3 separate regions of the Homo sapiens genome follow, and all the other regions are linked to region 2. A link is an interaction called in ENCODE POLR2A ChIA-PET data of the cell type or tissue named here. Cell type or tissue: MCF 10A. All regions are shown on one strand. Each heading gives the region's core, and the rest is flanking DNA. Links, peaks and the distances in the headings are about the cores only.

Region 1 (7,631 bases), core at 1,525-5,524, 89 kb before region 2:
AGGTCTGGAGTTCGAGACCAGCCTAAACAACATGGAGAAATCTCGTCTCCACTAAAAATACAACATTAGCCAGGCGTGGTGGCACACGCCTGTAATCCTAGTTACTCGGGAGGCTGAGGCATAAGAATAGCTTGAACTCGGGTGGCAGAGGTTGCGGTGAGCTGAGATCATGCCACTGCACTCCAGCCTGGGCAATAAGAGCAAAACTCCATCTCAAAAAAAAAAATTCTTTAAAAATTGAGATGAGGTCTCACTATGTTGCCCAGGCTGGTCTCAAACTCCTGAGCTCAAGCAATCCTCCTGCCTCAGCCTCCCAAAGTGCTGAGATTAAAGGCATGAGCCACTGTACCCAGCCAAGAGATACTTTTTGATTGGGGTTGGGGAGAGGTGGGTGAGGGGATAAACACAAAGATAGTGAGTGACTGAAAATATGAAGCCTGTGAGGCCATCTGCATGAATAATTATCATCAAACTATAATATAATATTTGTTATGTATAACAATATAGATATCAAATTATTGTGATTATTATAACAAACCATTATGCAGCACTTCCTGTGTTTTAGAATTAAGTGTTTTTACATAAATGGTAAATCTACTTGTTGCCTGAAAAGGCTGTACAGGCTGAAATATAAATAGAATAAAGAAAGTTTCAAATAAATTCCTGGAGGGCAGATCCAGAACAAGTTATTAAAGTGGAGTTAGAAATAATCAGGGTGCATTCCTAACCTATGAGAATGATGTCACGAAGGGCAAGTGCCACAATCCAGTCCAAGCCATGGTAGTGTCTCCATTGGAGGCACAGCTCATGGCCATTACTAAGGAGTTACTATGGAACTGGATTCCAACAGGGACCCCTGAGCTTCCTGCATGCAGGGAAACCCCTCCACCTCTGTCAGGGCCCAGGCTATGTGTGTCTCGCTGCCCCACAGCTCTCCCTCCGCAAAAGTGGAGCTTTGCTTTGTGTCACACAGTGAGTCACAGGCACAGTTGGAAACTGACCCAGGATTCCTGTTCTTTTGCTTGCCGGGGCTGTTTGCCGGAGATCACAATCCTTCCACATTAGTGGCCAGTTACATTTATGGCTCTTAATGACATTTAATGGGGCTTCTGGGATAAAGAAATGATGGAGAGTAAAGACTGGACGATAAAAAATTAAAACTGAAATGACACACAAGATCTTTATTATTGAAGGTTTAAAAATGGCGATCCACTTCACCGTGTCATTCCACTGGGAAATGATTCCTGGGTCTGAGGAGGAACAACTCCTCACCTGTCTTCAAACAAGGTGGGAGGGAGAAGCAAAGAGGAAGTGGGAATAGCTGGTGGTCATCAGAAATCGTGATCTCCAATTCTTCCCTATGATTTCATGTCTATATTTACTTCATGTCATTTGTCTTCCCTTCCATTGTATATATGACATGTTCCCATTTGCCGTGCATGTTCATTTTGCCATGCATGTTCATGCCCTTTGTCCTACCTGTGTCTTGTAACAGTAGTGTGTGTGTGATCCATGGAAAAGAAGCAGGCTGGAAGTCAAGTGACTAGAAATCTCTACCCCTAACAGGCCATGGGACCCCGGGCAGGCCACCTCACCTAGACCTTAGTTATAAAACAGGGACTTGCCTGGTTGGCCTGGAGGTAGTACACCGCTCTAAGTTTCCGTGTGTGTGTCCACCCCCAATACAGAGGAAGAAGTTCCTGTCCCCACAGAACCCCCATCCTCCCCACCCCCAACAATACCTGAGGCTGCTAGCGGTTTTCTCTCCTGGGGAGCACACACAAGGTGTTTGGTCACAGGCACTAGGAAACCTGTAAGAACAGGAAGAACAGCGGGCAATGCTTCTATCAGCATGAGGGGCAGGAGCTGGGGACACCAAGGAGAGAGCTTGCTGGTGGCTGGAGACTGGGGAGGGGAGAGGAGTCAGCTCTAAATATCTCCCAGAAGTGAGCTGGAGGCGGAAGGTGCTTCTGGTACACCTGACATGTGTAGCCTGAAGAGGTGGCTGCAATATTTAGCCAAGTACCAGTAGTGATTGTCAGATGTAACAGTGACAGTGGCTCACTCACTTTGCTCCATTTCCAGAACACGGTCACCATCATTTTGCTCAAAATTTTGAGAAGTTGTTGTTGTTTCTAATTTGTTTTTGGCACAAGCATGCTGTTCCGATAGGAAACTTTCTGTTGTTTTATGCTCGAGCGGGGACGATGAAAGAGGAGATAACCAAGTGTTTCTTCTGCACTTGGGCAGATCTGGTCGCTGGTAGGCCAGGTGAGGACTCTTTAAGTAGAAATGGCCTCTCGAGTTTCCAGAAAGGAAACACAGAGTCAAGGGTGGGTCTGGCAGGGCTGGGACGAAGGGGAGCCAAGTGGGGTGCCTAAGGTGTAAAACTGAAGGCGGCGCTCATGGTCAGGCCCTGCAAGCACAGGGTGGGCGCCTGATGCGATGCCTCCTCATACACCTTCTCATGGCTGGGCCCTGAGGCCGACCACCTCCATCTCTGGAGATCTGGTCTGGCGCCGGTTACCTGCTGAAAGGCACTGAGATTGTGTTCCAAGTGGAAAAGTTGGTTCCAGCGGACTCACATGCATAGAATAAGACACACATTTCACAGCCCACCTTCATCACCAAAACCATGGACTTCGGAGTCTGATGACCTGGGACTGACTTCCAGCTCGCCATTCATTAGCTGTGTGACCCAGGGAAACGCTTAATCGTGTGCCTCGATTTCCGTCCTCATCAGTAAAATGGGGAGGACTCAGAGAAGAGGACTAAACGACAAGGGGATGGAGGATCATGAAAACACCTGGCACAGAGCAAACCTCAGTAAATTGTGAGTTCCCTGTGAGGCCCTGATGTTGTTTACGATCACGTGTTGGCCAGGGATCCTGGCCTCTGGAAACTTCCATTGGCAACATTAGCACAGTAGGAGGGTTTGGAGATCAGTCCACGAATTTACCACCCAGCGAAATTAACTGGTTTCTAGTCACACCACTAATGACAGTTTAGACACAGTCAAAACGGTGATAAATGGACCTAGTTGGCCCAAGCTGATGGATTCATAAATAAATATTTAAACCACAGCCTTTCTCTGACAGCAGAGGCATCAGAGAGCAGAGACGCTATAAGCAAAGAGTTAAGGAGTCAAGGGCCATAGAAAACTCTTCCTGACACTTGGTTCAGGCTCAGAGGGCAACTGAGATGTCCATCTGGTTAACCAAAGAGGGCTTCCAGGAGGAGGTTCTGGGACTTCAAAGAGCCTCCAACTAGGCTCAGTTGTTCTTCCGTTTTCATCATCATCTCAACAGTCAACTCTCTTAAAGTATAACACGGTACAAGATGGGCTCTCAGTCTGCAGGTGAGTGAGTGGAGTCGTTTCCCCAGATGTTTCACGATCCCAGGCCTGGTCCCTTTAAGGCATCGAAACTCAGAACATTCTATCAGCTGCCTCGGCCTCCCCGTGGCGCGCTTACGTCACCCTTCGGGGAAGCGGCTGACGTCAGCGCGTTCTTGGCGAGTGGGGCGGGGCCGGTGACTCACCCGGACCGCGCCCCTTGCTCCCCGCCCCCGCCGGGCCGCGCGCACGTGAGCGCGCGCTGCGCGGGTTGCTAATTTTAGCTCCGGCGGCTTCCCTGGGGTCCCGTGAGGTGAAGGGGAGTGGAGGGGACGAGGCGGGCAAGGAGCGTGGCTCTCCTCGTTCCTTCCTGCCCCGCCGTGGGTTTTCCTCGAGGACCGGGCCCGGCCCGAGGGGTGGGGGCCCGCGGGCGACTCGAGGTGCTGGAACGCGGGCGCTTACCGAGGCGAGAACCTAGGGGGTCTCCCCGCGTGGAAACCCCGCCCCTCCCTCGGCCTTGGACACAGTCGGCGCTCAATAAATGAATCGAAGTTTCTTCCTGGACGGCGACCCTGGGCTTTCGGGAGAAAGCCAGAGGGGCAGGGTTCTGGAAGGTTCCCTGGCGGCTGGGGTGCGGTGCGGGCTGAAATCCGAGCAGGAGCTGGGCGCGGCCCTCGGGGACCGACTATGGGGGACGGCGCCGCGGGAGTGGGGCAAGTGCGGGCCTGGACCCTTGGGGCCACCGCGTCAGCAGTCGGCGGGGCCGTGGGAGGGACGGTGCCCGCCCGCTGTGAAGGGCGGTGGCCCTTCTAGGGTCAGGCCAAGCGCAGAGGCCTGAAGGTCACCGGGTGAGGAGCCAGCGCGGGTGCCTCAGAAGCCAAGCGCCCCGTCCCGAGCCCTGCGCGAACCAGTATGACCTTCCAGGAACCAGATGAGAGCTGCGTTTTCAAGAAGCAGTGCCAGACACCTTGGGAAATCGACACTCTCCTGTCCTTGGGTGGGGGTGGGGGTCCTGGAAAGAAGCTCCGTCAGCGTAAAGTGAACTCTTAGCTTTGACTTTGCAGAGGGATCCGTTGTGTCACAGTGACCCGCATTCCTGTCATTGGTGTGGTGTGTTTCACAGCCATTGCCTCCCTAGGTAGATTGTAAAACGGCGTTCGTAGAGCCTTTGACCTCATAATATTATGTTGGAAATTACACGATAGTAAACATAATGATAAATGGGGAATGTTAAATGGTAGTATGGGAACATTTTCTAATGGTTGCATCCTTAAAATTTTCTGTTTCAAGTTTTTAAAGGCTATAGCCTTAAAAAAAGCTGACTGTAGGAAAATGGTGGAAAGAGTCGTGGAATAAAGGTAGCTTTGGGGATTATGACGTGAATAAATGACAGAAATTAGTATGTGTCATTTTCCTTTGTTTTCCAAAAATACCACAATGTCCTTTGTAAATTGGAAGTTTTTCAGATGTGCATGTGGAAGCTGCAAGATTTTTAGGGCTTTATATCCATCTTAAAACTGGTTTTAAAGGATTGGCAATTACAATCTAATACTGGTATTTGTAGCAAATACATCCAGAGGTAGGCATACTGGTTTTTTAATATTGTTATATGGCAACAAAGGTCTCTTTGTCCTAATTTGTAGGACAAAGTTGCAACCACATTTTCCTCAATGTAATGCTTATGGGGGGAGGGTCTTAAATTGATTTGAAAGCAGGTTGTATTAGGATTCTCCAGAGAAACAGTACCAATAGGATATACAGGCATACCTCATTTTATTGTGTCTCACTTTATTGCACTTTGCAGATAATGTGTTATTTACAAATTGGTACCGTTGGTACCGTTTTTTCCAACAGCATGTGCTCACTTTATGTCTGTCAGCATTTTTTTAGCAAGAAAATATGTTTAAATGAAGGTGTGTACTTTTTTTAAAGTCATAATGCTGTTGCACACTTAAGACTACAGTGTAGTGTAAACATAACATATATGCACTGAGAAACCAACAAATTTGTGTGGATCCCTTTACTGTGATATTTACTTTACTGCAGTGGTCTTGAACCAAACCTGCAATATCTCTGAGGCATGCCTGTGTGTGCACATATATGATTTATTATAAGGAATTGACTTATGCAGTGATGGAGGCTGGCAAGTCCCAAGATCTGCAAGGTGAGTAAGCAAGCTTGAGACCTAGGAGAGCTGATGGTGTAGTTCTAGTCCAAGTCCAAAGGCAGGAAAAAGCCCATGTCACAGTTCAAAAGTAGGAAGAATTCACTCACTTTGGGGAGGGTCAAACTTTTCATTCTATTCAGGCCTTTAAATGATTGGATAAAGCCCACCTACATTATAGAAGGCACTCTGCTTTCGTCTGTCAATTTAAATGTTAGTCTCATCCAAAACACCCTTACAAAGATAACCCCAGAATAATGTTTGACCAAAATATCTGGGCACCCCATAATCCAGTCAAGTTTGACACAGAATTAACCGTCACACTGACCTATCTGATTTCTAAAGATCTTGGCCTTAAAATTGTGACTTTGGTCTCTAAGGCAATTATGAGGGTGAGTTCTTTGTAAATGGTTTCTCGGATGTATTTGCTTCTATTGAAACCTTAGTAGAGAGGACCCGTCATTTAATTACCTCTTCCTATGTTCTTGATAGTCTTTATTTTTAAAATCTAGTTCAGTTGAATATAATAATTTCTTTCACCTTTTTTAGAAGCTGAGCTACAGTTATGTTTTAGGAAGCTAGTTGATCTATCCAGTAATCTATCAAGTAATGTTGATCTGTCAAGCAAGTTAATCTATCAAGTAATGAAGCTAGCTGGTATTAAATAATTCTTTGTTTTTAACTATTAAATACAGGGCTTTGGGTATGTAATATAAGCAGCATTATGGTAATATTCTGGAAGTTTCAATTATTGCAATGATTGAGAGCATTAGAGTGTTATTTTCTGTTTGAGATATTTTTTAAGATAGTGTTGCTTCAGGAACATTGTAGTCATAATATTTTGCAGTCTAAATCCTTATTTTAAAAAATCTCATAACTTTTTATATCCTATTTAAAAGTATTGATATTGATATATTGGATTGGATTATTAGCTTTATAAATAAATACAATCACTGGACCTCTGTCAGTCCCAAAAACAAAACTTGTTTTGCACCTAAATTGTTTATTTTATTTTATTTTATTTTTAGCTGAGTAGTTAAGATTTCAGGCCTTTTTAAAAAGTCATGTGTTTAGGTATAATTTACATGCAGTAAAATTCACCCTTTTAGGTATAAAGTTCTGGAATTTTGACAAACATAGTCATGTAATCATTACCACAATCAAGACAAAACATTTCCATCACCCCAGGAAGTTCCCTTGTGCTCCTTTGCAGTCAATCCCATTCCTGAAAATAAAATTTTAAATAAAATTAATAAAACTTTCTAAAAACATGTCTGATTCATGCCACTGTCTGTCACCATCATAAATGGACTTACTTGGTCTCAATATGGAATTCACAAGTTATCACATCAGTCGAATAATTATGTTCTTGCTGATTTAGTCAAAGTGAGATCATTCAGTGCTCAATGGATGGCTGCATACTAACATTTAAGACTTGAGAGGATACAGCACAGCAGGGGACTATCATGATGACTGTTAGATAGGATTTGGTATTTAGGATAACACCAAAAAATGAAGCGTATTCCTTAACAGGAGCCCTGAGGGACCAAATTGATCCAAATCAAACAAGTCAAAGCTTAGGTAAGTAATATAGGCAGCTTAACAGTATTTGAGTCCATTTGGCCATAATCCTTATTCAAAGTGTGATGGAAATTAAGGACCACAGCTTGCTATAGAATGATCTGATTTAAATAAGTATCCAATTTTGTCATTAACTTGATAACACAAGCCTTAGTAACCTGGAGACCCACTAGAAGAACATAGATTAGAAAACCCTGGAAAAGCCAAGCTTGCCATCCACCACTCAGGATTCCTGCAAACCAACTGTTAGCTGCTGCCATGGACACAGCATGTGTTCCTTTCCCTTAAGAAATTTCCTTCATGTATTTGATGGCAGTGTCTAAAGAAACAGCAGTTTCACCTTTGTTTTTAGTTAAGCTTCCTCTAGTAACAAAATTAGGGGACAGACAGGCACAATATTCAGTTTTGTCAATACTATATACAAGCCTCCAATTTGGGCGAAAAGAAGCTCTAAGTCCACATGATGTTCCAGTAAATGTTTTTTCTTAAAACATATGCTGTCTGGGCGCAGTGGCTCATGCCTGTAATCCCAGCATTTTGGGAGGCCAAGGC
Region 2 (7,631 bases), core at 1,515-5,514:
CCCACGGGTATACCCCAAGCAATCCTCCTGCCTCGGCCTGCCAAAGTGCTGGGATTACAAGCATGAGCCACCATGCCTGGCCTTGAATGTACTGAACTTATTCTTCCGTGTATCCCAGGCACAGACCCACTTTCTGTGAATGGGAGAGTGGTCTGGCCATGGCTCACTGGCCTGTGGGTTAGCAGGACTGATTTGGCTGCTTCTCAGAGGCCCCTCCAACCAGAGCTGCGTCTTCATTCAGGGAAGATGACCTTCTCCAAAAGGGCCCCTCTCCAGACCCTACAATCAAAGGTATGCCTCTGTGTGGAAACCACATAAATGCACTTATCTTTCCTCTACAAAACTGAAACTCCTGACACCCCCAACTCCCCACCATCTGGGCAGGGTGGTTTTGTTTTTTTCCAAGAAGCAAATAATTCTAGAAGTCAGAGAGAGTGGGGCCCGGAATCAGGCAGCCTGGACTTTCATCTCAGATCTGCTTATGAGAGAATGCCTGTGGGCAGGTTGTTTAGCCTCCCCAAGGGTCAGCGGCCTCCCCTGTAAAGCAGAAGATAATAATAGCTCCTATTTCAGCAGGTTACCATGAGAATAAAATAAGGTAATACAGGAAGGCAGGTAATCCAATACTCAGCATATAGTAAATGCTCACTAAATACTACCTACCATCATCATAATGACTGTGGTTATTATGACAGTCTCTAGGCAGCCCCAGAGTGGCCATAGGTCTGAGAGCCCCACAGGGCCCCTCCTGGTTGATTCCCCAAATCCACTTCTCCATCACCCTCACTGACCTTCTCCCACTGTGAGGCCTCCTGCCTTCCACAGGACCTGCCTGCTGTCTCACCTCTTCATAGCTCACCTCTCTTCTCTACCCCAAGGCTGGCTTTGAGGGACCCTGGCTCCACAGTCCTTGCCACAGTATGAACAAGGTAATGTGGGGTCTGGCACGAAAGGACCTGGGTTAGAGTCCTTGCTCGGCTGCTGCCTGTAGGGAGGCATGGCTGTGTCCTTCAAGTAAATCAGGATGGACCAGAGACGGGTACCAAGTCTGAGACCCCACCAACAAGGATGGTCTCACCCATCAGGCAGGGCCCAGGGCCTAAGGTTTGTGACCGTGGCTCCTTGCTGCAGGTGGAAGTGGCAGCTAATGTCCAGTAGGCAGAAGGATGCATCCTGGGGCCAGGGTGTGGAAACGGGAGCAGGCAGGCAGCCTCTGTCCATCTCCTGGACAGGGTTCAAGGGACACACAATGGGAGCAGGACCTCAGATTGAGGGAACTGAGGCTGGAGCCCAGACACACAACCTGGGCGGGGAGAGTTTCTGCGATGTCTTGTTTTTGTGGAAAAGTCTTGGACGCACACACTGGTAGCTGAAGGTTCACCATCTGCGGAATCTACATGGGGACAGTCTATGAGCACGGGTGATGATGAGCCCAATGAGGGGATTCGCTGCAGCGACCCACCTGGGCCCTGAGCCCTGGATCAGCCTGGAGGGGCTGAACCCCTCCCTGCTAAGGCCGCTGTGTGGGGAGGGGCTGTGCTGGTCCTGGGGACTTCCTGCCTGAAGACGGGTGTGGGCCAGTGGGAACAGAGCCTGCAGCTGGCTCCGCACTCCCAGAGCCAGGAGGCAGGCATGGGAAATAGGCTCACAGAATACTCATTGTATACTAAGAGACGTTTGTCCCCTGAGCCCCCTTTTACTCTTCTAGAAGGCGGGAATGGCGATGATTTCCAATATATAAATTCATAGGTGTGTTACTGAAATGAATACAAGGAGTGGTTTGCAAACAGCTGAACTAACGTTCTTATAGTGTCATTAATTATCCTTGGGGTAAGTACGCAAACCCTTTGTTTTACAAGAATCACTACAATCTAAAGATAACACAACAAGTTGGGAAAGTTACAAAGGTTTCTGAAATCAGAAAAGGCTTCTGAGCAAGAACGGCTTTGGTTATTACTCCAGCCATGGTGGGGATGAGTGCCTGCATGGGGGAGGAGGGGGCACAGTTATTTTGGCTCCAAACTGGCAACAAAACAGGGTTTTGAGTTCTTCTGAACCAGGTGAGTGCCGGCCCCAGGGCTTGGCCAGTGTTCAGGGATGGGGTCTCAGTGGTCAGTCAGAACCACAGCCTGAGACCTCCCTGCCCTAAGCCAATCCTAGGGTGTCTGGGGAAGGCCTTCGGCCAACATGGACAAGTCAATGGTGGAGCAGAGGAGCTGGGCTCAACACCACCCTTGGGGTTAAATGAGCTGAGGCAGGGAAAAGGGCATCAAGCCAGCACTTCTCATACATTGAAGAGATTTTTGTGATGTTGCAGTTATTTTCATATCTCCCCATGCCTTCCACCTTCTCAACAAGTCTGCCCAATTATTATCTCATTTTTTTATTATTTTATTTTATTTTATTTGCAACAGTTTCACTCTGTCGCCCAGGCTGGAATGCAGTGGCACCATCTTGGCTCACTGCAACCTCCACCTCCCGGGTTCAAGCAATTCTCACACCTCCGCCTCCCAAGTAGCTGGGATTACAGGCGTCCACCACCATGGCTGGCTAATTTTTGTATTTTTAGTAGAGACGGGGTTTTGCCATGTTGGCCAGGCTGGTCTCAAACTCCTGACCTCAGGTGATTCGCCCGCCTTGGCCTCCCAAAGTGCTGGGATTACAGGTGTGAGCCACCGTGCCCAGCCCTATTATCTCATTTTTAACTGAAGAGACAAATAAGACTCAGACAGAGTGATTTGTCTAAGGGCACACAGCAAGCTAATGGCCAAGTTGGGATGAGAACCTCTCCCTGTGGTGTTTGGAAGGACAGAGTCCCAGGACCGGGGCAGGAACAGACCTGGGCTGCAGCTAGGAGCTCAATGGAGTTCAATGGACCGGAGCCTGGCAGGTCCACGCCCAAAGGCAAATGGAAAATGTCTCACTGGATTAATACAGCATCTGGTGGTGGCAGGTGGGAGATATGTCCTTTCTTTTTTATAGTTTTCTGTATCGATCTGGAATTTTGTATAAGCAAGCTTTCCATTTACAATTAGACAAAATAATCAGATTATACTCCAGGGGTCAAGGGGGTAGAGATCCCACCCACACGTGGCCAAGGTAGGGCCCTTCACCCACCAGCAGCTGCCTTTGTGGGCGGGTCTCTGGTCTCACCACACCAGAGCCCCTCGGAACGCTCTTTTCCTGAGATGACTTCCATTCTCCAGTTCTCTCAGCTCAGCCTCCCTCTTGGCAGTCACGGCTGCCCTCCCTCATCCCTCGAGGGTTTTCCAGCAATCCTTTGCACATAGCTCCTTGGCAGAAGATAGGGAGATCACATGGCTGCGTGACGGTGTTTTCTGACTCACGGAATGGAAAGAAACACTACACACAAAAGCAGCACACAGGGCCTCTGTTGCGAGTTGGGCTAACTACTCGGTGTGGGGCGTGATTCATCCGGGACTGCCTGGCGAGTGTACATGCTCGCAGGGCAAGGGCAGCGCAGCACTGAGCTACTCAGGCCCAGGCCCCTCCCAGGCAGAGCAATGAGTCCAGCAGCTCTGCCCGCAAGGGTCTGGGGCTGCCATGGGCTAACCAAGAGGTGTCTGAGGAGATTGCAGACAGTGGCTGGAGACGGAAGGTGAAAAAGTTAGAAGATCCAGGTTGGAAAAATTTGAGGAAGAAAGTAGTCAGACAGGTGTGGGCAGAATAGGGTCAAACTCTCCTGCAGACCAGGACACAGGCTCTGACTTCTCCACACCACACCCCAGGCCCTCCAGGTACAGCAGACACATGCTCACCATCATCAGAAAGGTTCTAATAAAATATTGATGTATTTATTATTATTTTGTTTATTTATTTATTGAGATGGAGTCTCACTCTGTCACCAGGCTGGAATGCAGTGGCGTGATTTTGGCTCACTGCAACCTCTGCCTCCCTGGTTCAAGCGATTCCCCTGCCTCAGCCTCCTGAGTAGCTGGGACTACAGGCGTGCGCCATCACGCCCAGCTAATTTTTTTGTGTGTTTTAGTAGAGACGGGGTTTCATCGTGTTGGCCAGGATGGTCTCGATCTCCTGACCTCATGATCTGCCCGCCTTGGGCTCCCAAAGTGCTGGGATTACAGGCATGAGCCACCACACCAGTCCAGTTGATTTATTTTTAATACAAAGGCCAGTCACTATCTAAGTCCTTGACCTGTGCTATCCCACTTGATCATCCTAACAGCCCTGTGGAAACATCAGTGAACCCATTTTGCAGATAAGAAAATTCTATCCAGAAACACAAAATAACTTGCCCAAGGTCAGACAGCTACTAAAGAAAATTCTAACCCAAATCATCTGGCTCCAGAGTCTGTGCTTTAAACACACTGCCTCTCCACAATGCCACCTAGAGAGCTCCTACTGTGGGCCAGACACTGTCCTTCACATACATTACTGATTTAATCCTCACAGCAACAATGCAATCAAAGTATTATTGCCCCATTTTATTTTTCATTTATTTATTTTATTTTAATTTTTGTTTGTTTATTTGTTTTTGAGATGGAGTCTCACTCTGTCACCCAGGCTAGAGTGCAATGGTGCCATCTCAGTTCACTGCAACTTCTACCTCCCGGGTTCAAGAGATTCTCCTGCCTCAGCCTCCTGAGTAGCTGGGACTACAGGTGCCTGCCACCATGCCCAACTAATTTTTTTGCATTTTTTAGAAGAGACGGGGTTTCACCATGTTGGCCAGGCTGGTCTCAAACTCCTGACCTCAGGTGATCCACCTGTCTCAGCCTCCCAAAGTGTTGGGATTACAGGTGTGAGCCATCATGCCCGGCCATCCCATTTTAAAGATAAGAACACTGAAATCCAGGCCAGGTGCAGTGGCTCACACCTGTAATCCCAGCACTTTGGGAGGCTAAGGCGGTGGGGGTGGGGGGGGGTCACCTGAGGTTAGGAGTTCAAGACCAGCCTGACTAACATGGTGAAACCCCATCTCTACTAAAAATATAAAAATTATCTGGGCCTGGAGGTGCATGCCTCCAGTAATCCTAGCTACTTGGGAGGCTGAGGCAGGAGAATCACCTCCTGCAGTGAGCCGAGATCGTGGCACTGCACTCCAGCCTGGGCAACAGAGTGAGACTCAAGAAAGGGAAGACAAGAGGAGGGGAGGGGAAGGGAAGGGAAAAACTGTAGTTTCAAGGGGTTAAGTATGTTGCCCAAAGCCAAAGCCACTTTGGGCTCACTAGCTACCAGCTAGTAAGTGGTGATGTGGAGACTCACCCAACTCAGGTAAAGTCCATGATCTTCACCACAGCATCTGTGTTCTTGTCACTTTCTGGGACGGTGTTTCTCTCTTCTGAGTCCTCCACCCCCTCACCTGTGGTTTGGATTGGTTGGAGTTTGACTGAGTAGTAATGGCCACTTGGTTGGTTTCCATGGCCTGGCGTGTGCTGTAGCTGTAGGAGAGGGCTGCCTGTGTCCATGAGAACAAGGAAGCCTTCAGGAGAGAAATCAGCCACTGCCACCCCCCAGTCCTTTAGGAGGCAGTCAGGCTGCTGACAAAGGGACCTCACGCTCCTCCCACGCATTGCCTGGACCAGCTGGCAGCCCACAGGGGTGGCTTCAGGTAGCCTCCCCAGCAAGGAGGAGAGGGATGGAGGGCTGGCTGGAGGAGCACATGGGGAGCACTCCTCAAATGCTTCCTAGAGGTCATGGAGTCAGTGCCACAACCAGTTCTTATTAACCCAGAGGAAGAGACTTCCGGCAGGGGAGAGATGCCTCGGGACAGCATGGTCTTTTGTCTTTCAGGTCACTTCCTGCTGCAGAGTCCTCACTCCAGCTTTCTCACCAATCCTCCCCCTACACAAGAAGATCATCTCTGGGTTCAGGTCACCCATCCAACTCCACTGATGGATTTAGGCTCATTTAATCCAAACTCGACTCCATTTCAGCCAGAACCAGGCACCTCTAGAAAGGTAATTTTGCAGCATACAAAAATGTAAGCAACCAAATAATGCAACCCACTTGAAGAGAGCTGGCTTGAGATTACCTGCTGCTCAGGTTATCTCTGTCATTGATGCCCACATTCGTGGAAAATTAAACCCTGGGTGTGTGATTTGGACTGTCACCTGGCAATGCACGTTAACAGGCATGCCTGCAGGTAGAATGACACTTCAACACCAGTCGTTGGCTTTCCCAAGTTAGGAATTCTTTTACTGGGCTTGGTTTCAGAAGGGGCCAGAGGCTGTTGGTGAGCAGGGAAGAGAACTTTCATTTTCTTCGTACATTTGTTGTTTGCATTTTTTTCCCCTGCAAGCACCTATGACTTGTATAATGCAAAGATATTTCAAAGACGCCTGACAGAGACAGCAGTCCTGGGTGCATGTGCGGCTTGCGGCTCACTGATCTCCAGACCCCTGGATCTTGGCAAAGCTGACAGGCCTTCTGTAGGGAGGATGGGAGAAAAAACAGCCTAAGAAGGAAGCTGCACGTCCGCAACTCCCTCCTGGGACCTGCAAACCCGTTCTTTTGCATTCCTTTGCAGGTCACCCTAACTGCCACATCCAGTTCCTGATCTGCCATCTGCTTCTTTTCCATCACTTGTGGGGTATTTCCCAGCCTACCACTAATGTGAGCCCTCCTGAGTCAAAAGTTCCCCTCTTCCAGGCCTCCTGCTCAGCTGACGTCCTGGACCAGGCAGGCCACCCTTGTTCCACTTCCCCTGGGAAGACACCTGGGTCTTGTGCCTGCCCTGGATTAGGGTGGGCAAATTAGTTCATCCAGGACTAGAAGAATGGAAATAAACAGACTTGTGTCTTGGGGCTGACTCTGAAAGGTCCAATGTTATGCCTAACAGAAAAGCTCACCTTCCTCCAAACCCCTGGAGCCATCTCAGGAGGCCCAGGGCCACCTATTCCATTCCTGACAAAACCCTAGATGCCCACATACTGCCCAGGTTGGTGGGTCTGGCCATGCTACCATTTGGATGTGGGTTGTCCCCGCCAAAACCCATGTTGAAATTTGATCCCCAGTGTGGTGGTGTAGTGGGAGGTGTTTGGGTCATGGGGCAGATCCTTCGTGAATAGATTCATTGGTGCATTCTGGCTCTCAAGAGAATAGATTAGTCCCCAAAAGCAGGGTTGCTAAGAAGAGTCTTGCTTCCTCAGTTTCTCTCTCTTGCTTCCTGTCTCTCCATGTGATCTCCATGCACACACTCATTCCCCTTTCTTTTCTCCATGAGTTGAAGCAGCCTGAGTCTTTCACCAGTACAGCTGCCCAATCTGAAGCCTTCCAGCCACCAGAATTCTGAGCCAAATAAGCCTCTTCCAAATAAGCCTCTTTTTTTTTTGAGATAGAGTCTCACTCTGTTGCCCAGGCTGGAATGCAATGGTGCAATCTCGGTTCACTGCAACCTCTGCTTCCCGGGTTCAAGGGATTCTCCTGCCTCAGCCTCCCAAGTAGCTGGGACTACAGGTACGTGCCACCATGCCCAGCTAATTTTTTTGTATTTTAGTAGAGACGGGGTTTCACCGTGTTGCCCAGGCTGGTCGCAAACTCCTGAGCTCAGGCAATCTGCCCATCTTCGCCTCCCAAGGTGCTGGAATTACAGGCATGAGCCACCACACCCGGCCTCTTTTTTTTTTTTTTTTTTTTAATAAATTGCCCAG
Region 3 (7,631 bases), core at 2,848-6,847, 97 kb before region 2:
ACATATGAGAACTTTATGGTAAATAAAGCATCACAAATTAGCAGAGAATAAAAGTATTGGCGGCCGGGCGCGGTGGCTCACGCCTGTAATCCCAGCACTTTGGGAGGCCGAGCCGGGCGGATCACGAGGTCAGGAAATCGAGACCATCCTCGCTAACATGGTGAAACCCAGTCTCTACTAAAAATACGAAAAAATTAGCCGGGCCTGGTGGCGGGCTCCTGCAGTCCCAGCTACTCAGGAGGCTGAGGCAGGAGAATGGCGTGAACCCGGGAGGCGGAGCTTGCAGTGGGCCGAGATTGCACCACTGCACTCCAGCCTGGGCGACAGAGCCAGACTCCGTCTCAAAAAAAAAAAAAAAGTATTGGCTGGGCGCGGTGGTTCACGTCTGTAATCCCAGCACTTTGGGAGGCCAAGGTGGGTGGATCAACTGAGGTCAGGAGTTCAAGACCAGAAGAAAATGGCCAAAATGATGAAACCTCATCTCTACTAAAAAATACAAAAACTAGCCAGGCGTGGTGGTGGCTGTAATCCCAGCTACTCAGGAGGCTGAAGCAGGAGCATTGCTTGAACCTGGGAGGCGGAGGTTGCAGTAAGCTGAGATCGCACCACTGCACTCCAGCCTGGGCAACACAGTGAGACTCCCATCTCAAAAAATAATAATAGTAATAATAATAAAAGTATTATTTAATGCATTGTTCTGGGTTAACTGATTATTTAGAAAAAAATTAATTTAGAGATTTACCTCAAATCATAATCAAAATAACTTTTGATGGATAAAGAGATATAGTTAGATGTAAAATACATACACATTAAAATAAAATAAAGAAAAACCGGAAGCACATGAAAAAATGTTCAATAACTTTATCAAGGGAATGCAAATTTAAACTACAATAAGCTACCACTGCACACCCAACAGAATGGCTAAAATAGAAAAGTCTGACAACACCAAATGTGGACAAAAATTTGGAGCAACTGAATTCTCATGCATTGTTGGTGGGAGTGTACAATGGTATAACACCTTTGGAGAAAAGGCTGGTAGTTTCTTATAAAATGAAATATACATCTATCCTATGCCCAGCAATTCCACCCATAGGTATTTATCCAAGAAAAATGAAAGCATATGTCTATAAAAGGACATTTACAACAATGTTCATAGTTTCATTATTCATAATGGCACCAAACTGGGGACAGCCTAGGTGTCTATCAATAGAGGAATAAATAAACTGTCATATAGACATACTATAATGAAAGCTTACTTTTAGTAACAAAGACACAAATTCCTGAAGCTCACCAACACAGATGAATTTCAAAAACATTATGCTGTCAAAGAAACCTTATGCAAAAGAGTTCATGCTGTGTGACTCCATTCCATATAAAGGTCAAAAACAGACCAAACTAATGATGAAAAAACTAAAATCTGTGGTTGCCTATATGGGTAGAGTAGGAGTGAGGACCAGCTGGGAGAGAACACGAGGGAGCTTTCCGGGATGATGGTAATTTCCATTTTTTAAAAAAGTCTATAGATATGATTTATATAACACACTTATTTAAAGTGTACAATTCATTGTTTTTTCGTATCCTCATAGATATGTGCAACCATCACCTGAAAAAGTCATACCCTTTGAGTTTTATATCTTGCTAGGCATATGCATCTGTCATTTGTCAAAACTTACTGAATGATCCATTTAAGATTTGTGCATTTCCCTGTAATTACATAAAATATGGAAATTTTACCTTTAAAAGGCTGTTTTCTATTAGAAGAAAATATGAAATAATTTTAAAAGTTCTAAGTGGAAAAAGTAATTCTCCAGAAAAAAAAATTGACAGATTCGATTGCTTTAAATCTTAAAATCTCTCTGTGCCAAAAATATATAAATATAACTTACATTCAAATGTAAATGTCAAGCCAGGGAATTATTATTACTTTAAAAAAATAATAGATAGGGAGGTCTTTGTTGGTATATTTTACATATTATAAAACATTTTAAATCACTGCAGATATTAAGATTCCAACAGATGTACAGGCAAAGGCTCTGAACAGAAGATTCATAAACAGAAAATAAACCTGTTAACAAACATGTGGAAAATTTCTTTGTGTCTATAGAAATTAAAATTACATCAAGAGCAACATATATCAAAGACTATGATTCATATATTATTTGGTTTATTTATTTTTGAGAAATATGTTGATTCTTTTTGAGGAAATATATTTAAAGTAAATAAGAATTGCCATGAACATAGATTTAGCTACAATAATGTTTATTACAGTACTATTTACAATATTGATGAATCAGATATTACCCAAATGTTTAACATAGAGTATTAGTAAGGTAAACTACATTAAAAAAATTACATTAATTGGAACTCCTGTACAATCATTAAAAATTATGTTGTAGAAGAAGAAGAATTCTTATGAGGTGGAAAGAATGAAGTGGGAAGATGTTTACATTTCGAGTGAAAAAAAAAAGCCAAAAAAAAATTTACTGGTTCTATTACACTAGCTCTTTCCCCTGCGTCTCCACTGTGGACACACAGGCATTGAGCTTCTGTCTACTGTCTCCTTTCTCTTCTCCCCATTTTCCTTTGGAAGCCATTCCTGTCTTTCATCCTAGTAAGGAGGAAATAGGCTCGCATTAGAAAAGTGGAAAAATGAAAACAAGAAGGGTGTACAACTCTGTTCTGGTTAACTTTTTTATTGGGGAAAAAGTATTGCCACTATTAAAAATTCGAAGTCAGAAAGTGTATATGATGAAAAGTCTCTCTACCTCGTCCTAGGCTCTTTAATCAGTTTCTCTTATCTCTTTCCAGACATACTTTTTAGAAAGACGTTTACCAAAAGCAACAAAGAAACAAATGAAACACAAGATAATAAAAAGAAAAGAAGGCAGGGAGGAAAAAGACGGAGGGAGAGATGGGAAAAGAGGAAAGGAAGAAAGAGTAGAAGAAATAAAGAAAAGGGTGCCAGGGGAAAAATTCAAATAAGTTTATTCTGTAAGGGCTCTAAACAGCCAATGTTTATTTTAGAATATATGTTAAACATTTAGATCCTTCAGCAACCTGCTACTAACTTAAAAACCCTATTAAATTAATATTAAATTTACAAGTATTTTTAAAATAAATAAACCAGGATCAGAAGTAAGGAGCCTTTTTACTTGAGATGCCTTAAGGAATAGTCACCCACACCCAAATTAGGATGCCGGTCCAACAAACATTAATAAACCTACAGTAACGACGGAGTTGGGGAGGTGAAATTATGACTGTGTTGGACAGGCAATTTTGAGAGAAAGAGAGCAGTGGAGGTTTAGACATTAGAAATGCCCTAGCCTGTATTTACCCCCATCGGAGAATCGGCCTAGGACAGAAATACCAAATGACAGTCACCAGGAGGACACACTAAATTTGCTTTCTGGCATCATCTTCAAATATTTGGGATGGGACCACAGATCCTGACTCTCCTTAATGGCCATTTTGGATTGATTTGCCATGAATGGACTGGCTTAAATTTACTACTTGAAGTAAGCCTAACAATAATTATTAATGGGTCCAGGAGGAAGAGATCACTCAATACAAGTAGTCCACAAAAACACGCCTGAGCCCCTTAGTTCAGGGTAGGTCGATGTTTTTGGTGTGCTCTTTCTCTGGGGCTCCTTTTTCCATGATGCAAATGTGGAGCATGCAAAGGATATATACTCAAGAGACGAGGCTTAATAAAATTGTGTTGGTCATTAAAGACATTCTTAAGTAAACAGAAATATTTTTGTGTGTAATTCAGCTTGGTAGCCCCAAAATAATAACCAATTTGTTTATGAATAACTTATGTATAAGTGAATGTATAATTAGTTCATGATTTTTTTCTTAACACATTAAAAAAATTATTGACCACTCTCCATGTGAATGACACCTTGCTAGATGCAGTAACAAACCACAAGAGCAGAGCTCTGGCGTTTATAGCTTTTATCTCATTCATTAATTCTGCAAATACTTACTGAGCACCTTCTATGTGCAGGCTCTAAGTTAGAAACTGGGGCTATAATAGTCGGCAGACCCTGTCCCTACCCTACAAAAGTTCAAGGCTCTTCTTCTGACATAGGCAAAGAAAGTGTTATTAATATTCTCATTATGAGATGAGGAAATTGAGGCATTCCCATTCCAATATTCAGTTCTGGAACAGGACTGGAGCCCAGTTTTTCTCTCCTGAGGTCTAAATACTTGGCACACTGCACTCCACGGCTCTCAGAACTTTTCCCATAATAATGAGACAAAGGAGCTTTAAGAAGACATTTCCCAGTCCCCCTCCCCATGGGCTTCTGCCCCCATCTTTAAAACTGGGGGAAATGATTTTTGTCCTTGTTCCTATTTTAGAAGCAGCAGCACAACCTTAGACTATTATTATAATTATTAACACCGGTAGCATTATAAAAAATAAATAATTTGCTAAGCTCTTTAAATCCACCTTTCCCTAGAGTTGAGTAAATGGAAAATAAGCTATAAAGACATTTTTTTCCCTATAAAAAGATCAGACATCAAGGCATTCAGATAACAATGCTAGATCTGGATTGGTCCTCAGGGAACTCTTAAGTTCACCTGCCTTTCATGACATCTGAATCCTTTGCACAGAAACAGAGACAAGAGAGAAGGGCTGTTTTTCCTGAGAGCATTTTCTTATTTCTTCACTCATTGCAGCTGTTAACAGCAGCTGGTTTCTTGAGTGTGCTGAAATGCCCACTGCCGTGTAAACACTCTCTCTAACACCCTGCATTACTCATAGTTTGAAAATCACTTTGACTTCTGAAACATAATTATGTTAATGTCAGATGAGTCAGCAGGGGGACAGCATGCTGCTCCTACGGCAGCTGCACCTCCTGCCAACCTCTGAACGTCTCAGTGCCTGGGGCTTCAAAAAAAAAAAGAAAAAAGAGAGAAAGAAAGAAAAAGAAAACCCCTTTCTGTGGGCGGGAAGAGAAATTATATTTATGGCTCAAAGAACAGCTTCAAAGAAGTGGCCAATTTCGCTTTCGCTGCAACATGAAAGGAAGAGTTAAGTAAAATCGCTACCCCTAGGTTAATCTGTTTATGTGAAGAATAAACAGGAATTTGGAGACTTTCTCTAGGGAATCTGTGACTTTCCCTCAGAGATGGCTCGAGACAGGTCACTCTGGTCACTGTTCAGTTGTGATCCATTACTCGCCGTACGAGGTTTTACTTTCCCAGGAAGTGATGCCAAGCAGTGCAGGAGGTGCATCCTCTTGGGCACCAATAGGAACCAGGAGGCTGCTCAATTTTCAGGGGTCCCCAGACCCTGGATGGGCTTCCCAGCGCGTGCTTTGCTCCAGCAGCATGACCCCCTCAGACACTTTTGTGAGCTGTTTTCAGCGTCATTTATAACCTCTCAACTGTTTCCCCTTCCTCGGCTGCTGGGAAAGGAACAGGAACTGAGCAGGACAGGGCAGGAGGTTTCTATGGCACAGCTGACCGTGACCTCCACCCCCTCTATGCCCTGGTCACAGTTCAACCTGCCAGTAACCCCAAACATCACCCCTCAGCCTGCCTTACCCCACCTGCCCTGTCCAAACTCAGGGTGTTGCTTTACATCCACATTGTGCCTCTGAAAAGGCTCTCAGCTTCATCCTCACTGATGTCTCATAATAACCCATATTTTATAAATGGGAAAATTGAGTTTCAGAGAAGGGGTGTCCTTGTCCAAGGTCGCACAGCAAATGGCAGAGCCAGACACTCAAACTTGTGCCCTTTCTGGTGTGCCAACAACAGAACCACAGATCCACACTTAAAGGACAGAAGAGGACTAGTGGGGCTGGAAGAACCCCAAGTGCACATGTTTTTACAGATGAGAGGAGTAACCAAAACTTAAAGAGAAACAATGACTTGCCCAAGGTCACACAGCTTTTACTTGGCAGAACCAGCTGCCAAACAAGATCTCCTGACCCTCACTCCAGGGCTTTTCCTCTCTAACCTCTTTACTTCCTCACTCTGGACTTATTCCAGTTTAAACACAGGAAGAACCAGCTCTCCCCATATCCAGCCCATATCCAGTTAACCTATCCATGTTACACTGCTGATACAAAGCATTCTATTCCCAAAACACAAGGGCCCCAGAACAGGCAGGAATGTCAAGGAGGAGAACACACTAGAAGGAAGGGGTTAACCAACTCCAATGGCTTCCCATTATGAGTAATCAATGCCCTACATTGACTACAGCACTGACTAGTGGTATCCCCAAACCACGGTTTCATCCTGGATGAGACCGAGATGGCATCGCTGCCTCACTGGGATGCCACAGGTCGTCCCACAGGTGTTATGTAACCTGCAGAGGGGTCAGTAAAAAACTTAATCCAACCTAGAGATTCTGCAGCACCCTAACTCCAGGACTTTTCGATCCCTATCCCTCAGATCACTTCATTGGGTACCATATGCACCGAACTGCTCACTTTCCCACCCCTCTTCTGGGTGGCACCCACCCAGCAGGGCCACAGTGGGTACTCCCCCAACTGGAGGCTTCCTGACCAAACACCTTTCTCCTGTAACATTTTTCCCACTTAGCCCCAAAGCCAGAGAAAAAGTCAAGACTCACATTTTGGGGCAAGGTGCTGAAAATCCTTAGGAAACAGCAGAGCATCCTATATAGAGGAGGATTTCTCTTCTTGTCACATCTTCCCATCTGATCCCATCCAATTTATCCTCAAGGCATGGTTGGTCAACTGAAGCTAACCCCACCTCCGCCCCACAAAGCAACCAACAGCTGTTACTATATTGAGTGGCCATATGATGTCATATCATAGGTGACTAACCCACCGAGGCTTCCCTTCGAGCCATCATCTAAATATGACAGCCTTCCATCATCCTGACCTTTTCACGGGAGAAAGCTGAGTGAGGGGCTTGACACTGATCTGGGGCTCCAGTGCATGTCTGGCCTTCTGTAGCCAGCACCTCTGGGGACACACATGAGCAACTGAGGACACACATGCCCCCATGCACAGATTCCTTTCCTAGTAGAAGACACTTTCACCTAGTAGAAGACAGCTTTCTTCCCCTGGCTGACTTTGAAAATAGTAGCCATCAGAAGAGATAAGAATCACAGTCATAGGGAGGAACGGGGAGGCCTGTATATATTTACCATGCTGTATATCCAGGTGCTGGATTAGATTCTTTACATACAGTTTTGCATTTAGTTCTCAAAACACTCTGAGGAAGGCATTACAATCTCTATAAAGTTAGAGAAACTAAGATTAGAGGGGTAAGTAACTTTCCCCAGGTTACAGGGCTTGGCTCAGATTCCAGCCCAAATCTATGTGACGCTACAGCGGAATGAACTCTACAGAAAGGTGTTACCACATCACTTGGCTTTTTTAAACATCAACTTTATTGTGTAGAACAGTTTTAGATTGACAGCAAAATTGAGTGGAAAGTACTCAATTTCCCATATACTTCCTCTTCCCACACTTGTATAGCCACCTCCTTTATCAATAGCCCCCACCAGACTGGCACGTTTGTTACAATCAATTAACCTAATTAACAAATTATTAATACCTGAAATCCATAGTTTACACTGGGGTTCACTCTTGGTGTTGTACATTCTATGGGTTCGGGCAGATTTTTAAATACAAGTATCTACC

What was found. Peaks named below come from ENCODE experiments on the same cell type or tissue, not always from the same donor. Only the 100,000 strongest peaks of a DNase experiment are listed, where the experiment ranks them.
Region 1: POLR2A ChIA-PET joins it to region 2 with 15 read pairs; 12 of 35 experiments call an interaction of 5 or more read pairs at or near these places.
Region 3: POLR2A ChIA-PET joins it to region 2 with 18 read pairs; 10 of 35 experiments call an interaction of 5 or more read pairs at or near these places.

The regions. Positions count from the first base shown.
Region 1 is chr1:212,554,935-212,562,565 of GRCh38, reverse strand. It overlaps LINC01740 (long intergenic non-protein coding RNA 1740), which reads right to left. Exons shown (of 3, transcript NR_125985.1): 3 at 6,500-6,723. Among named protein-coding and RNA genes, the nearest start is that of LINC01740, 13 kb to the right of the region's middle. RefSeq lists enhancers at 3,190-3,329, 3,830-3,959, 3,339-4,076 and a silencer at 3,500-3,769. In MCF 10A, for the core only: no CTCF peak of the experiment used is centred there; a DNase peak (open chromatin) is centred at 3,485.
Region 2 is chr1:212,465,975-212,473,605 of GRCh38, reverse strand. LINC02771 (long intergenic non-protein coding RNA 2771) reads left to right here and starts at 728. Exons shown (of 3, transcript NR_183725.1): 1 at 728-929; 2 at 5,773-5,939; 3 at 6,509-6,790. RefSeq lists enhancers at 1,023-1,523, 1,524-2,024 and a silencer at 5,365-5,659. In MCF 10A, for the core only: no CTCF peak of the experiment used is centred there; a DNase peak (open chromatin) is centred at 3,365.
Region 3 is chr1:212,564,442-212,572,072 of GRCh38, reverse strand. It overlaps a transcript of ATF3 not described here. Among named protein-coding and RNA genes, the nearest start is that of LINC01740, 23 kb to the right of the region's middle. RefSeq lists enhancers at 2,656-2,825, 4,565-4,614, 5,065-5,174. In MCF 10A, for the core only: no CTCF peak of the experiment used is centred there; a DNase peak (open chromatin) is centred at 4,782.